Linked DNA regions of Homo sapiens: all the other regions are linked to region 1. Evidence: chromatin contacts called from ENCODE Hi-C or POLR2A ChIA-PET data. All regions are on one chromosome and are shown on one strand. Each heading gives the region's core, a stretch centred on a gene start or an enhancer-like site at or near the end of the contact. The rest is flanking DNA. Distances are from core to core; before and after follow the strand shown. Region 1 holds the start of LINC02455 (long intergenic non-protein coding RNA 2455). Region 2 overlaps WNK1 (WNK lysine deficient protein kinase 1). Region 3 overlaps NINJ2 (ninjurin 2).

What was found. A loop is a pair of places that touch in the nucleus more often than their neighbours do. ChIA-PET counts read pairs that join two places held with the same protein, here RNA polymerase II (POLR2A). Pooled maps may share reads with other maps.
Region 2: a loop to region 1 is called in a pooled map, with 6 times the contacts of the local background. The contact joins the enhancer-like site here to the promoter of LINC02455 in region 1. A Hi-C loop is called at or near these places in 1 of 168 maps with a recorded cell type or tissue (transverse colon) and 6 of 50 pooled maps. POLR2A ChIA-PET finds 5 or more read pairs at or near these places in 4 of 52 experiments (Caco-2, GM10248, activated CD4-positive, alpha-beta T cell and 1 more).
Region 3: a loop to region 1 is called in a map of heart right ventricle, with 3 times the contacts of the local background. The contact joins the enhancer-like site here to the promoter of LINC02455 in region 1. A Hi-C loop is called at or near these places in 7 of 168 maps with a recorded cell type or tissue (Right ventricle myocardium inferior, Right ventricle myocardium superior, cardiac septum and 4 more) and 10 of 50 pooled maps. POLR2A ChIA-PET finds 5 or more read pairs at or near these places in 4 of 52 experiments (GM12878, HepG2, activated T-cell and 1 more).

Annotation. Positions count from the first base shown.
Region 1 is chr12:714,794-719,647 of GRCh38, forward strand. It overlaps LINC02455 (long intergenic non-protein coding RNA 2455), which reads right to left and starts at 1,819. Exons shown (of 4, transcript NR_187480.1): 1 at 1,711-1,819. The region is part of intron 2 of LOC101929432 (a long non-coding RNA gene); the gene reads left to right. RefSeq lists a cis regulatory region at 1,702-2,121, a silencer at 1,913-2,082 and an enhancer at 4,627-4,676.
Region 2 is chr12:792,550-797,214 of GRCh38, forward strand. The region is part of intron 1 of WNK1 (WNK lysine deficient protein kinase 1); the gene reads left to right. Among named protein-coding and RNA genes, the nearest start is that of WNK1, 42 kb to the left of the region's middle. Within about 2 kb of position 2,927, at least 3 of the 41 ENCODE cell types and tissues checked have a DNase peak (open chromatin) inside an H3K27ac peak, as active enhancers do.
Region 3 is chr12:588,809-593,430 of GRCh38, forward strand. All of the region lies in intron 1 of NINJ2 (ninjurin 2), which reads right to left. It also overlaps the pseudogene RNU7-103P. Among named protein-coding and RNA genes, the nearest start is that of NINJ2-AS1, 40 kb to the right of the region's middle. Within about 2 kb of position 2,908, at least 8 of the 41 ENCODE cell types and tissues checked have a DNase peak (open chromatin) inside an H3K27ac peak, as active enhancers do; they include heart left ventricle and heart right ventricle, where a contact is called at or near this core.

The DNA.
Region 1 (4,854 bases), core at 569-3,068:
AGAAAGCAGGGAAGTCCTAGACTTTTAAATAACCAGATCTCTCGTGAAGTAACGGGGTGAGAACTCACCACCAAGGGGATGGTTCTAAGTCATTAATGAAGGATCCACTTCCATGATCCAATCACCTCCCACCAGGCCCCACGCCCATCATTGGGAATCACATTTCAATATAAGATTTGGAGAGGGCAAACATCCGAACCATAATAAAACCAGTAATAAAAACTAGGATGCCTTCACAAGCTCAGCTCAATTCAAGGATGAGACTTGGAAGTTCTTTTCTTCTAATATTTAATAGAAATGGGATCTCACTATGATGCCCAAGCTGGTCTCAAACTCCTGGGCTCAAGTGAACCTCTCACCTTGACCTCCCAAAGTGCTGGGATTACAGGCATGAACGACTGCACCTGGCCTCTTTTTTTTTTTTTTTTTTTGAGATGGAGTCTTGCTCTGTTGCCCAGGCTGGAGTGCAGTGGCACGATCTCGGCTCACTGCAACCTCCACCTCCCGGGTTCAAGTGATCCTCCTGCCTCAGCCCCCCCAGTAGCTGGAATTACAGGCATGCGCCACCATGCCCAGCTAAGTTTTGTATTTTTAGTAGAGACGGGGTTTTACCATGTTGGCCAGGCTGGTCTCGAACTCCTGACCTCAGGTGATCCACCTGCCTCGGCCTCCCAAAGTTCTGGGATTACAGGCATGAGCCAACGCGCCCGGCCTTTTTTCCTTTTTTTTTTTTTTTTTTTTTAAATACAGGTTCTCTGTCTGTCATCCAGGCGGGAGTATGGTGGTGCAATCACCGTTCACTGCAGCCTCAACCTCCTGGGCTCACACAATGATCCTCCTACCTCAGCCTCCTGGGTAGCTAGGACTACAGGCACATGCTAGCCTTCCTGGATATTTTTTTGTTTACTATTTTTTGTAGAGACTGAGGCGGGTGGTCTCACTATGTTGCCCAAGCTGGTCTTGAACTCCTGGACTCAAGTGATCCTTCCACCTCAGCTTCCCAAAGTGCTATGATTACAGGCATTTAGCCATTGAGCCTGGAAAAGTGTGAAAGTTCTTTATCCTCTATGTCTTCTGGCCCTCTGTGGCTACTTCTCTATCATCGCCTAAAATTTTTTGAGCCAAGGATGGGAAAAGAAGTGGAGAGGACCGGAGTCTGGCTCACCTCACACAACTGTGTTCCTGCAAGAACTCTAAGGAGATCCAAACTTTTTTTTTTTTGGAGATGGAATCTCGTTCTGTTGCCCAGGCTGGAGTGCAGTGGCGCAATCTCTGCTCACTGCAAGCTCCGCCTCCCAGGTTCATGCCATTCTCCTGCCTCAGCCTCCCGAGTAGCTGGGACTACAGGCGCCCGCCACCACGCCCAGCTAATTTTTTGTATTTTTAGTAGAGACGGGTTCCACCATGTTATCCAGGATGGTCTGGATCTCCTGACCTCATGATCCGCAAGGTGATCCAAACTTCTAAATTTAAACCTGGTCAACATTATGACAACATATTTGTCAAGGTAGAAGAATATAAAATGTTAACAATGTGCTTGCTTAATGTATACATTTTAAATATCAAGTCTAGAGTTTCTTTCTTCGTCTGTGCCTTGGGTCTTGCAAATGTTAGAAGCAATTCTCCCTCTCTTTTTTTCCTCTTCTTGCCAACTCTGCTGAGGTCTGGTCTTAGCATTCTCATTAAAAGAAGGGAACCCAAAGCACTTACCTTGCCTTTTCCTGTCTTGAATTTGTATCAGCTATGCCTTCTATATAGGAGAATCACCGACAGACTCAAACTCTAGTGAGCAGAGACAGCTTGGGAAAGAGTATGATGTGATTAATGTACTTAAGTCTCATTTGGCAAAAGTTGTTGGGTGTTAAAAGGAAGAAAACAAGCATGTCAGAGTGGGTTAAGAATAGAAAGCTTCATCAGCAGCTGCAAGAAGCCCAGGCATGATAAGCAGGGGTATGCAACGTGAGTGAGCACTCGCCTCATGGAAAAAACAGCTCACAGCAGGAGCTCACAGAACTTCCATTGCCTTTCACTGACAACTTGCATTCATTGTCACACGACCCACCTGGGAGGGGAGATTTATTATGGTTTCTTGAAGATGAGGAAACTGAGGCACAAATAACTCAAGTATTTATGGTATGTTAATGATATTGCAATTTTTTTTTTTTTTTTGAGATGGAGTCTCTCTCTGTCGCCAGGTTGGACTGCAGTGGCGCCATCTCGGCTCACTGCAACCTCTGCCTCCTGCATTCAAGTGATTCTCCTGCCTCAGCCTCCTGAGTAGCTGGGACTACAGGCGTGTGCCACCACGCCCTGCTAATTTTTGTATTTTTAGTAGAGATGGGGTTTCACCATGTTGGCCAGGCTGGCCTTGATCTCCTGACCTTGTGATCCTCCCGCCTCAGCCTCCCAAAGTGCTGGGATTACAGGCATGAGCCACTGTGCCTGGCATCAATTTTTTTTTTGAGATAGGGTCTTGCTCTGTTGCCCAGGCTAGAGTGAGGTGGTGTAATCACAGCTCACTGCAGCCTCAACCTCCCAGGCTCAAGCCATCCCCCAACCTCAGTCTCCTAAGTAGCTGGCACCACAAGCATGTGCCACCGTGCCTGGCTAACTTTTAAATTATTTGTAGAGAGGGGGTCTTACTGTGTTGCTCAGACTGGTCTCAAACTCCTGGGCTCAAGTGATCCTCCTGACTTGGCCCCGCAAAGTGCTGGGATTAGAGGGGTGAGCCACCACACCCAGACATAGACCAATTTTTTTTTTTTGAGACGGAGTCTCACTCTGTCGCCCAGGCTGGAATGAAGTGGCTCACTGCAACCTCCGCCTCCCAGGTTCAAGTGATTCTCCTGCCTCAGCCTCCTGAGTAGCTGGGATTATAGGCGTGTACTACCAAGCCCGGCTAATTTTTTTTATTTGAGACGGAGTCTCACCCTGTTGCCCAGACTGAAGTGCAATGGTGTGATCTCGGCTCACTGCAACCTTCACCTCCTGGATTCAAGCAATTCTCCTGCCTTAGCCTCCCAAGTAGCTGGGATTACAGGAGCGTGCCACTGCACCTGGCTAAGTTTTTGTATCTTTAGTAGAGACAGGGTTTCACCATGTTGGCCAGGCTGGTCTCGAACTCCTGACCTCAGAAGATCCACCCGCCCTGGCTTCCCAAAGTGGTGGGATTACAGGCGTGAGCCACCGCACCCGGCCAGCTCAATTTTTTTTTTTTTAAGTCAAGTATCTTGCCCAAGGTCACAAAATAAGACGACTAAATCATAATGTTTGACCAGGAACAGTTACAGAATTTACAGGGCCCATTTACAGAATTTCCATTCACAAAAGGAAAATGTGGGACCCCTTGTTCAATTACTACGAGGAATTTGAAGACAGTGACAGCGGAGATGGGAACTCTGGCCCTGCATATGTCGCTTGCCCAGGAAGCCAGCCCTTTACATGGTACAGGTAAAGCCAGGCATAGACCTCAGGTCTCGTGGTTCCCAATCAGGTGTGTAAATGTCTCAAGCAGACAAGTGGTTCTCAAACACAGGGACACCAATGCCTGGGGTTCCTCTATTTCTCTATTGGTTAGACTTTTTGGGGTTGCTTTACTGTCATCACTCAAGTTTAAGAAACACTGGGGCATCTCTCTTCCTATCAAAGGTCAGTCCCTCCACACAGCGACAGAACCATGTTTTGTGGGGTCCTGAAACCTACATAACTCGAGGGGCCTCTTTAAGAAAAAGAATATAAAATTATGGCTGGGCTCAGTGGCTCATGCCAATCCCAACTCTTTGGGAGGCCGAGGCGGTTGGATCACGAGGTCAGGAGATCGAGACCATCCTGGCTAACACAGTGAAACCCCGTCTCTACTAAAAATACGAAAAATTAGCCAGGCGTGGTGGCCGGCACCTGTAGTCCCACCTAGTCAGGAGGCTGAGGCACGAGAATGGTGTGAACCCGGGAGGCGGAGCTTGCAGTGAGCCGAGATTGCGCCACTGTGCTCCAGCCTGGGCGACCATCTCAAAAAAAAGAAAAAAGAAAGAAAGAAAAAGAATATAAAATTATAAATAAAATGTAAGTGTTGACAGGCCCATGCAAGTGAGGAGCCCTAAGTCTTTGGCTTCATTGACTTTGTGATAAATCTTTCTCTTCCTGCACCTGTGTCCCTGATGTCATCTCCTGTCACCTTCTCAAGGACTTGGCTTCTTTGATTATCCCTTCCCTTTCCTGTGTCTTTAACTTCACTCCATCTACCACTATTTACATGCTTTTGTCCTCTTTGACTTCTCGTCTCTCTCCAGGAGCCTTCCTTGTCTCTGATCTCTTCAGAGGCAACCTTCTCGGGAGAGTTAAGTCTTCACACACTACTCCTTCGCCTTCCATTCCCCTTCCTCCTGTTCCTGCCGTGACTGAAGTGCGAGTCAGTCACTCTGCTCGCGGAGTTCAATTAACGAGAGTGAGGTCTGGTGGAAAGAAAGTGATTTATTTCCAAAGCTGGCTTAGGGGAAGAGGCACAGGCATCCTGCCTTTAAATGTGCACTTCTCTTTTGGAGCAGAAAGCAGGCACTTTTAAAAGTCAGGGGAGAGAGCAAGCAAGGCAGGGCCTTATCTACTGGGCAGCCGAGCTGGTGACTGCTGGCATCTTACTAGGCTGAAAACTCTCCAAGTGGGAGAGAGCAAGCAAGGCAGGGCCTTGTCTACTGGGCAGCCGAGCTGGTGACTGCTGGCATCTTACTAGGCTGAAAACTCTCCAAGTGGGAGAGAGCAGTGGGCGTGCTTTTTGACTGCTATCTCTCTAGCAGCCTCCTGGAGGGTGAGAGTTCCATTGTGGGCATACTTCGGTCGGCAAATGGACTGTTAACTCTC
Region 2 (4,665 bases), core at 1,677-4,176, 79 kb after region 1:
GTGATCCGCCCACCTCAGCCTCCCAAAGTGCTGGGATTACAGGTATGAGTCACCACGCCCGGCTGATACTGTTATTCTTGTAACAAAAAAGCTTACAATGAGGAATACATTTATATTGTTTTGCTTAAGATTAAAGCCATATAAAAAATTTACAGCAGAACCTGGAAGTTCTTTCTTGACCCTAACCTCCTTTACTCCTTTGCCCAGAGGCAACCATATATTTGTATGTATTTCCAATTCTTCATGCTTTTACACAAATATGTACTCACATTAAAAAAAATATATATAAACATATTATTCTATGACTTTTTTTTTCTTTAATTCATAGAGTTCTTAATCAGGTCTAGTGAACTCAGGACAAGAGACACAACTTGGATATAAATACCTTTAAGCCTCTGTTTTCTTCATGTGTAAAATGAGGGTAATGTTTTAGTGTTATTACAAGGTTTAAATGAGACTACATGTGGACACCTTAGCCTGGTAACTAAGTCACGGTAGCTGCTATTATTAATAAACAAGGCTAACATGCTTCTATATGATCCTCCTGTACCTAAGAAATAAACTTATAGCAATAGAGCACAATCAGCCAGCCATTTAATTTTAGAGAATAACATCTTCATGTGGCCTAGTAAAAATGACTGTTACCAAATAATAGGCTTTTTATGATGAATGAATGAGTCAGATGTTTTCTCTGTAGTTTTTAGAATCATTGAGATACCAAATTCTTAGCTGTTTTATGGAAGAACTTTATAAAGTAGAGTTTACTGAAGTTGGGTGACTAGAAAAGCCTATAAAGTTAAAAAGGAGAAAACGTGTTGGTTCTCCTAATTAATGTAAATTAAAACAAGGAGACTGCCCACAAGAGCTAAATAGTAAATTTCGGTCAAAAATAATGATAGTATTTCTTTTTTCAATTGGTAGTAAAACATTGGAAATAATTATTCCAAATGAAAAGACAGGTTGATAACAGTTTTCAAAAGGATCAGGATAATAGAGATTCATATTGGGTGACGGTATGGTTTTAGAACTGTCTTCCCTATTCTTCCTAAATGAAGTGGGCCATTTCTTCTCACTATATGTATATTCTTGTCTGGCCCTGAGACAGAACACTGGATTAGAAGCACTATAGGTTGACTAAATATGGCAGTTCTTAAATCTATATGATGATAGTTTGCATTATTTTATTGTTAACTTACCATTTGCATTTTTATAAACAGCTTTATTGAGATAATTCACATACTATACAATTCACTTGGTTAAAATATACAATTCAGTGGTTTTTAAAGTATATTCAGAATTGTGCAACCATCACAGTACTAAGTTTTAGAACATTTTAATCACTTCCTCCAAAAAAAAAGAAAACTCCATTTCCCCTCAACTCTTCCAGTTGTGTGGATAACCACTAACCTACTATGTCTCTAGATTTGCCTATTCTGGACATTTTATATAAGTGGAACCATATAATATGTGATCTCTTGTGACTGGCTTTTTTCACTCAGTGTAATGTTTTTAATGTTCATCCATGTTATAGCATGGATCAGCACTTCATTTTTATGGTTGAGTAATTAATATTTGATTGTATGGAGATACCATTGTGTTTATTCATCAGTTGATTGACATTTGTGTTGTTTCCCGTTTTGGGTTATTATGAATAATGCTGCTATAAACGTTCATTTATAAGGTTTTATATTAACATATACTTGAATTTCTCTTGAGCAGATAGTAAAGAGTGAAATTGCTGGGTTATATGGTAATTCTGTTGAACCTTTTAAGGAACTGCAAACCTGTTTTTCAAGGTGACTACCATTTTACATTCTCTACAGCAGCGAATGAGGGTTCCAATTTCTTTACATCTTCATCTGCGCTAATAAGGTTAAGCATAATGTTAGCTGTGGGGTTTTCCTAGATGCCCTTTATCCAACTGAAGATGTTCCTTTTTCCTAGTTGGTTGAATTTTTTTTTTTTTTTAAATGAAAGGGTGTTGGACTTCGGTGCTTTTTCTGTGTCTATGGAGATAATCGTATGGGCTTTGTACTGTATGGGGTGTACTACACTAATTTTTGGATGCTAAACCTTGGATTCCTGGGATAAATCCCATGTGGCCATGGGAAATAATCCTTTTTAGTTGCTGGATTTGGTTTGTTTGTATTTTGGTGAGGATTTTTGTGTTTGTATTAATAAGGAATATTCTTCTTTTAAAATATTTATGTATTCATTTATTAGAGACAGTCTTGCTCTGTCATCTTGGCTGGAGTGCAGAGGCACAATCATGGCTCACTGTAACCTCAAACTCCTGAGCTCAAGCAGTTCTCCCACCTCTGTCTCCCAAGTAGCTAAGACTATGGGTGCGTATCATCGTGCCTGGCTAATTTTTTTAAAAAATTGTGTAGAGATGTGGTCTTGCTGTGTTGCCCAAGCTGGTCTTGTTCTAACCTCAAGTGATCCTCCTGCCTTGGCCTCCTGAAGAGCTAGGATTACAGTCATGAGCTACCATGCCTGGCCAAGATACTGTCCTTTAGTTTCCTTGTGATGTTTCTATCTGGCATTGGTGTTAGGTTAATACTGGCCTCATAGAATTCCTCTTATATTTTTTGGAAGAATTTGTGAATAATTGATGTCAATTATTTAAGTGTTTTATAGAACTCATCAGTGAAGTGATCTGGGCCTGGGCTTTTCATTGTGGAAAGTTTGTTAAATTACTAATTCAGTCTCCTTTCTTGTTATAGGTCTATTCAGATTTTCCGTTGTTTTTTTTTTTTTTTTCTTGAGTCAGTTTCTGATATGGTTTGGCTCTGTATCCCCCCACCCAAGTCTCACTTTGAAATGTAATAATCTTCATGTGTCAGTGGCGGGGCCAGCTGGAGGTAATTGAATCATGGGGGCCGTTTCCTCCATACTGTTCTCATGATAGTGAATAAGTCTCAGAGATCTGATGGTTTGATAAGGGGAAACTGTTTTGCTTGGTTGGTTCTCATTCTCTGTCTGCCACCATTGATGTAAGACATGACTTGCTCCTCCTTGCCTTCTGCCACGATTCTGAGGCCTCCCCAGCCACATAGAACTGTGAGTACAGTTAAACCCAGTCTTGGATATGTCTTTATCAGCAGCATGAAAACTGACTAATACAGTTTCTATAGTTCGTGTCTTTCTAGGAATTTCTTTCCATTTTATCTAGATCATCTACTCTCTTGCTATACAGTTTCTTGAAGTTTGCCCATTATAATATTGATACTGTTGCTTACTGTTTTCTCTTTGTTCCTTTAAAGAAAAAAATTTTTATGCTTTGGGGGTCATTTAACATTTCTCTTTTTATCCATTGGCTTAACAAGTATCTTCTTTTCTCCTTCTTCTTTTTGAGACAGAGTCACACTCTGTCACCCAGGCCAGAGTGCACTGGTGCAAATCTCAGCTGACTGCAACCTCTGCCTCCCGGGTTCAAGTGACCTTCCCACCGCAGCCTCTTGAGTAGCCCTCCACCATGCCCAGCTAATTTTTGTATGCGTTTGTAGAGACAGGGTTTCACCATGTTGTCCAGGCTGGTCTTGAATTCCTGAGCTCAGGTGATCTGCCCTTCCTGGCCTCCCAAAGTGTTGGGATTACAGACGTGAGCCACCACTCCTGACCATGTATCTTATTTTTAATTTTTTTTAGTGGTTGCTCTTGTGCTTATAATATACATTTTAAATTAATCTGCCTTCAAATAATATTCTACCCTTCAAGATTAGTATAAGGACCTTGTAACAGTATATTCTTAATTCCTTTATTCCATCTGTTGTGCTACTTGTCATGTATTTTTCTGAAGTATAGGAACCAGAGAAATTATAAGGCAGAGGAGTAGGAAACACATACTTTCCTGTATTACGCAATAAGGAGCTTGATAATTGGAAAGGGAAAGGGAAATGAATATATGAGAAATTCAGAAAGAATATAATCAGAATTCTTAATGAAATTTGAAACCTCAGGTGATCCACCCACCTTGGCCTCCCAAAGTGCTGGGATTACAGGCATGAGCCACTGCGCCCAGCTGAAATCTCAAATTGAAGTTGAATGATCAATTTGGGATAACTTAAATTTCTTTGTGGCTATAGACAGATCTATTTCAAGAAGTCTCCCTACCTAACCATTTTTCCTGCCCCTAAAAAACAAAACCAGAAAGTTCTGAGAATCATCCTAGACTTCTCTTCCTCCTTTATATCTTCATTTTCCATTTCTAATCAGCCACCTTGTCATCTTGATTCTCCCTCATCTGTACCAATATATCAACCAAAAATGATCTTCCTAAGTCTAATTACACTTCTCTCTGTTCCACACCAATGCAAGCATGATCAATCTTATGAAGATGCAAATCTGATCACATCTTTTAAAATTTTCGGTGGTGCCCTATTCTCCACAGTATAAATTTTAATCTCCTTATTGTTATGTGAAGTTCTCAAGATTTTAGTGTTTATCCAATCTTCTCTCCTACCATCTCTTCTAAAATTATATAAACAATTCCCAGACTTTATTTTAAGTTACTATACATATGCTGATTTTCATTTCCACACCCACGTTCTTCTTTTTGCATTCCTATTAAATTCATATTCATGAAAATAAATAAATGTTTCTTTAAAGAATCCTCTCAGAAATTAATCTCTTTTTTGTCTCCTTGTTGTACTTATACGCTCT
Region 3 (4,622 bases), core at 1,658-4,157, 120 kb before region 1:
TGTGTAATAGATATGATAGCCTACATGATTGGCGAAGACTTAAGAGACTGATAATACTCAGTGTTGGTGAAGACATGGCTAAGCAAGCACTTTCACGTCCTTGGTAGAAATGTAAATTACTACCAAACGTACCAGAATTGTTACAATCATTTTTTTTTGGAGGACAATCTGACAATTATCTATTAAAATTTAAAATAGTCTTACCTAGTAAGTCCACTTCTAGGAGTCTCCCACAGAATAAGTCTCCCACAGAAAATGCTCCCCAAAGCTCAAAAAGACAAGCTATTCCATGCATCATTATTGATAATGTCAAAAACTGGGAATGAGCCAAATTGTAATCAAGGGTGTGTGGGCTAAATAAGCTGGCCTACAACCACACAATTAAATACTACATGTGTCTTTGAAAAGAGAGAGGTGTTCTTGTTCAATCAGTAAAAAACAATGGACAAAATGAAACAAAACAAAAAGAATGAGGTAGATCCCTATGATTAGATACAGAAGATATCTAAAATGTATTTAGTGGGGAGCAAGTCAGTAAGAACATGATATGATTCTATATTGGTAAAAATGAAACAAAGTATTCAGAGGATCTACTTTATATTTCAATGCATTAGAATAAGCACAGGAAACAGATATGGGAGGAATTTCTATCACACTAAAGACTTTCCCTTTCTTTCTAAGTTATGTATTTTCCCAATTGTAGGTTGTTTTCTCATGGGAGTTTGGTTTCAGTAAAAACCAGAGAACCTGCTAGACAAATTCTAGAAGAGCTCTAACACTTCCACTTCTAATTTTTCACACCTAAGACATCATCCTGTTACAATCAGGAAAAATATAATAAAGATGAAATTAAATATGCGATAAATAGCAAAAAACACCTTCCCTGTTTCTTTCTTTCTTCTACAAGCATGTGCTGGGTATGCCTCCTGAGTCCTAGGCACTGATGTCTCAGGCTGGGCATGCAGAGACGAATCCATATGGCTCCTGCTCTCAAGAAACTTCTGGAAGGGGGGAAACAGTTGGTAAATTTAGGGGGGGATTGTCTCCTGGACTCAGTTTTCCTCCGTGGGGTGAGGCAGATGGGCTGCTGTGGCAGCCGTCTCAGAGAGGGCGGGGTCTCCCTGTCAGGACCCAAGGGGTCCTAGGGTACAGGTGGAAGGCAGAGGTGGAGCGGTGTGGGGCAGCGGATCAGGGAGGGGCTGATGAGGCACTTAGGCTTTGTCCTGAGGGCAGCAGGGAGCAGTAGGAAGGTTATCCGCAGCCAGTGGCATCCTTAGAGCAGCGTCTTATTTTTTATTTTCGTTATTTTCTGTAGAGACGGTGTCTTGCTATATTGCACAGGCTGGTCTGGAATCCTGGTCCCAAACAAGTGGTCCTCCTGCCTCAGCCTCCCAATGTGCTGTAGCAGCATTTTAGCAGGACCATGATGGAAGCGGCTCGAAGGATGGGCTGGAGCGGAGAGCCACGCGCGGGAGCCCTGCTGGAGGTCTGCAGCACAGCATTGGCAGTGGGTATAAAAATGGGACTGCCCCAAGAGAGGGTGAGGAAACAGAACTGGCAGGACTGGGTGAGCGATTGGATGCTGAGGGTGGGGAAAGGGAGGGGTGGAAGACGACACCCTGTGCCTCTGGCTGGGTGGCAACTTTGTGCCTTCATAGTCTAAAAACGCACCCTCAGCGTTGCAGCCCCAATAGGACTCAGTTGATGAACAACTTTCCAGGAACGTGGCTCTTGTGTGAAAGGGGCACCTGCGGGAACCTGCACAGATGCAGCTGCCTGGTGGGATTACAGCAGTCCGCCCAGCCACTGCCCAGGGCGCCTGGAAGCCTGTCAAGGGCATAGTCCTTTGTGGCTGATGCTTACAGCTGATCAGAACCCAGGACACTAGCACTTACTATCAAGGTTATAGGGAGGCTGATGCTTACAGCTGATCAGAACCCAGGACACTAGCACTTACTATCAAGGTTATAGGGAGGCTGATGCTTACAGCTGATCAGAACCCAGGACACTAGCACTTACTATCAAGGTTACTGGGAGGCTGATGCTTACAGCTGATCAGAACCCAGGACACTAGCACTTACTATCAAGGTTATAGGGAGGCTGATGCTTACAGCTGATCAGAACCCAGGACACTAGCACTTACTATCAAGGTTACTGGGAGGCTGATGCTTACAGCTGATCAGAACCCAGGACACTAGCACTTACTATCAAGGTTATAGGGAGGCTGATGCTTACAGCTGATCAGAATCCAGGACACTAGCACTCACTATCAAGGTTATAGGGAGGTGGCAGAGAAAAGAAGTTCAGCGAGAGTGGTGCCTCTTTTCAAAATGGTATGACAGTCCCTAGGTTCTCTGGCTCCTGTTTCTGGATTCAGTGCTGTGAGGGCCTCTCACCATCATGTGGTCTGTGTGAACCAACCATCAGGGCAGTTTAGGTACTGCAGGGTGTTGGGGCCCCAGTCCTTAGCAGGGTTCAAGCAGCGGGTGCCATGCCTAGATCTTACAATTCCCGGCAGCATCTCCCTTCACCTCCTGCTTGCTGAGAGCACTTTGGTGGGCAGAAATAGCCCTGTCACTCATGCCCAGCTGCACACACGTCAACAACCTGGGGCTGTGCGCTCTCCTGATGCAAGGTCCTTTCTGCTAGTCATGACTACTAAGACCTGCTGCCCAGGACTGAGTGCTGATTCACCTACTAGGTTGGTCAGAGGGTTGGGGGCAACTCTGATTGCAGAAGCTCTCTGGATGGGCAGTGCTAGCGGAGTTCCATAGAGCTGGTCTTAAAAGCAGGGGCCTTTTGGCTGAGCTCCGAGTCCCTGGAGGGACAGTGTCTGCTGTGAACAGATGTCACGGAGGGAGCAGTGCAGTGTCACCAGTCTGGCTTCTCGCCCCAGGTCCCTTGGGCACGTCTTATCTTATCGTGCAGCTGGGCTGGGGGTGCTGCCAGACTTTGTGGGAGCTGGCTGCAAGGGCCAAGGGTGTTTCTTTAGAGATATTTCTCAGGTTCTGGGCCTCATTAGAACAGGAAAGCCTTCTGAAAGAGTGACGTGGCCGGCGGCAGGTATGGTGTGTGACTTAACTAGTCAATTTTGAGCAAACAGAGGCCCCCAGGCGTTTTTCCCGGGTCACTCCCTTTGCCCCTCCTGCTCTGCTCATCCTTCCAACTGCTCCTTTAGCCTGAAGGCCTGGAGCCCCAGCCGCCAGGCTGTAGCCAAACGCATATCTTGTTTGCATTCTCGGTGAACTTACCATTAATCTGTGACAGATGAAAAATAGGAACTTTGAAGCCAGAATGGGGTCAAGTCTGGCTTTACTGCCTGCTGCTAGGTGACCTTGAACAAGCTAAGTTGTCTGAGCCATAGTGTCCCCAAGTGCAAAATGGGATAAAAGATAGTCCCTACCTCACTGGGCTGCTGCGACAACAGTAGGGCACACATAAAACAGTTAGGTGTCTCCTAGATAACATGAGGGAGTCATCGTCATTGCCGGAGGGATTCAGAGTGGACCCGTCACGGTACATTCTTGTGAATATCCAACAAACAGGTGTTGAACAAATGGAGAAAGATATTAGACACAGATTACGAAGAAACAGAATAACTAGCTTCTCTGGCCAGGAGCGGTGGCTCACTCCTGTAATCCCAGCACTTTGGGAAGTCGAGGCTGGCGGATCACTTGAGGTTAGGAGTTCAAGACCAGCCTGGCCAACGTGGTGAAACCCCGTCTTTACTGAAAATACAAAATTAGCCGGGCGAGGTGGCGCATGCCTGTAATCCCAGCTACTTGGGAGGCTGAGGCAGGAGAATCGCTTGAACCCAGGAGGTGGAGGTTGCAGTGAGCCAAGATTGTGCCATTGCCCTCCAGCCTGGGCACCAAAAGAAAAACTCCATCTCAAAATTTAAAAAAAAATCAATTACAAATTATTTGGTTAGTTGTAAGAAGCAGAACATACTAAGGAATGTAGTCCAAGTCCAAGCTCTGTTCAGGGATAAATACTGTCATTATAAAAATTAGTGAAAATAAGCCAACTGAAATTCATCTCAGAAAAGTTATGAAAAGACAATAAAACACACCTTAGGAAAACAGCAAGGAAGAACAAAATTAAGATAATTACAGAAATTTGTGAGTTACAAGGCTATCAGTAGATTGAGTAAATGAAACTATGGAATGGATTTTTTTAAAGAAAAGTAAAATAAATCCTTTCCCTAAAAATGCAATCAAGAAAAAAACAGGGAAAAAAAATGAACAGACAAAAGTAGAGTGGATACAGATGTTATAAATATAGTAGGAAAGAAGATTTTTTAATGGAAAAAATCCAGAAATCTATGTTAAATATAGGAACCATTCTCAATTTATTAGGTTCACTGCAATACTAACTGGGTGTAATGACTACATTGTTCATTTGGTAAAGTATTAAAGCACAATTACTAAGAACTCTTAGGGGAAGAAAAGAATAAGAAGGCAAGAATTTCCCTGCAATACATCAACATTTACTACTCAGTCAACTTTGAAACAGATCTGAAAACCTAGCGATTGTTAAAGAAGCATCACAGGCAGGGCGCAGTGGCTCATGCCTGTGATGAAGCTCCCAGCTTCATCAGAAATTTGTGAGTTACAAGGATA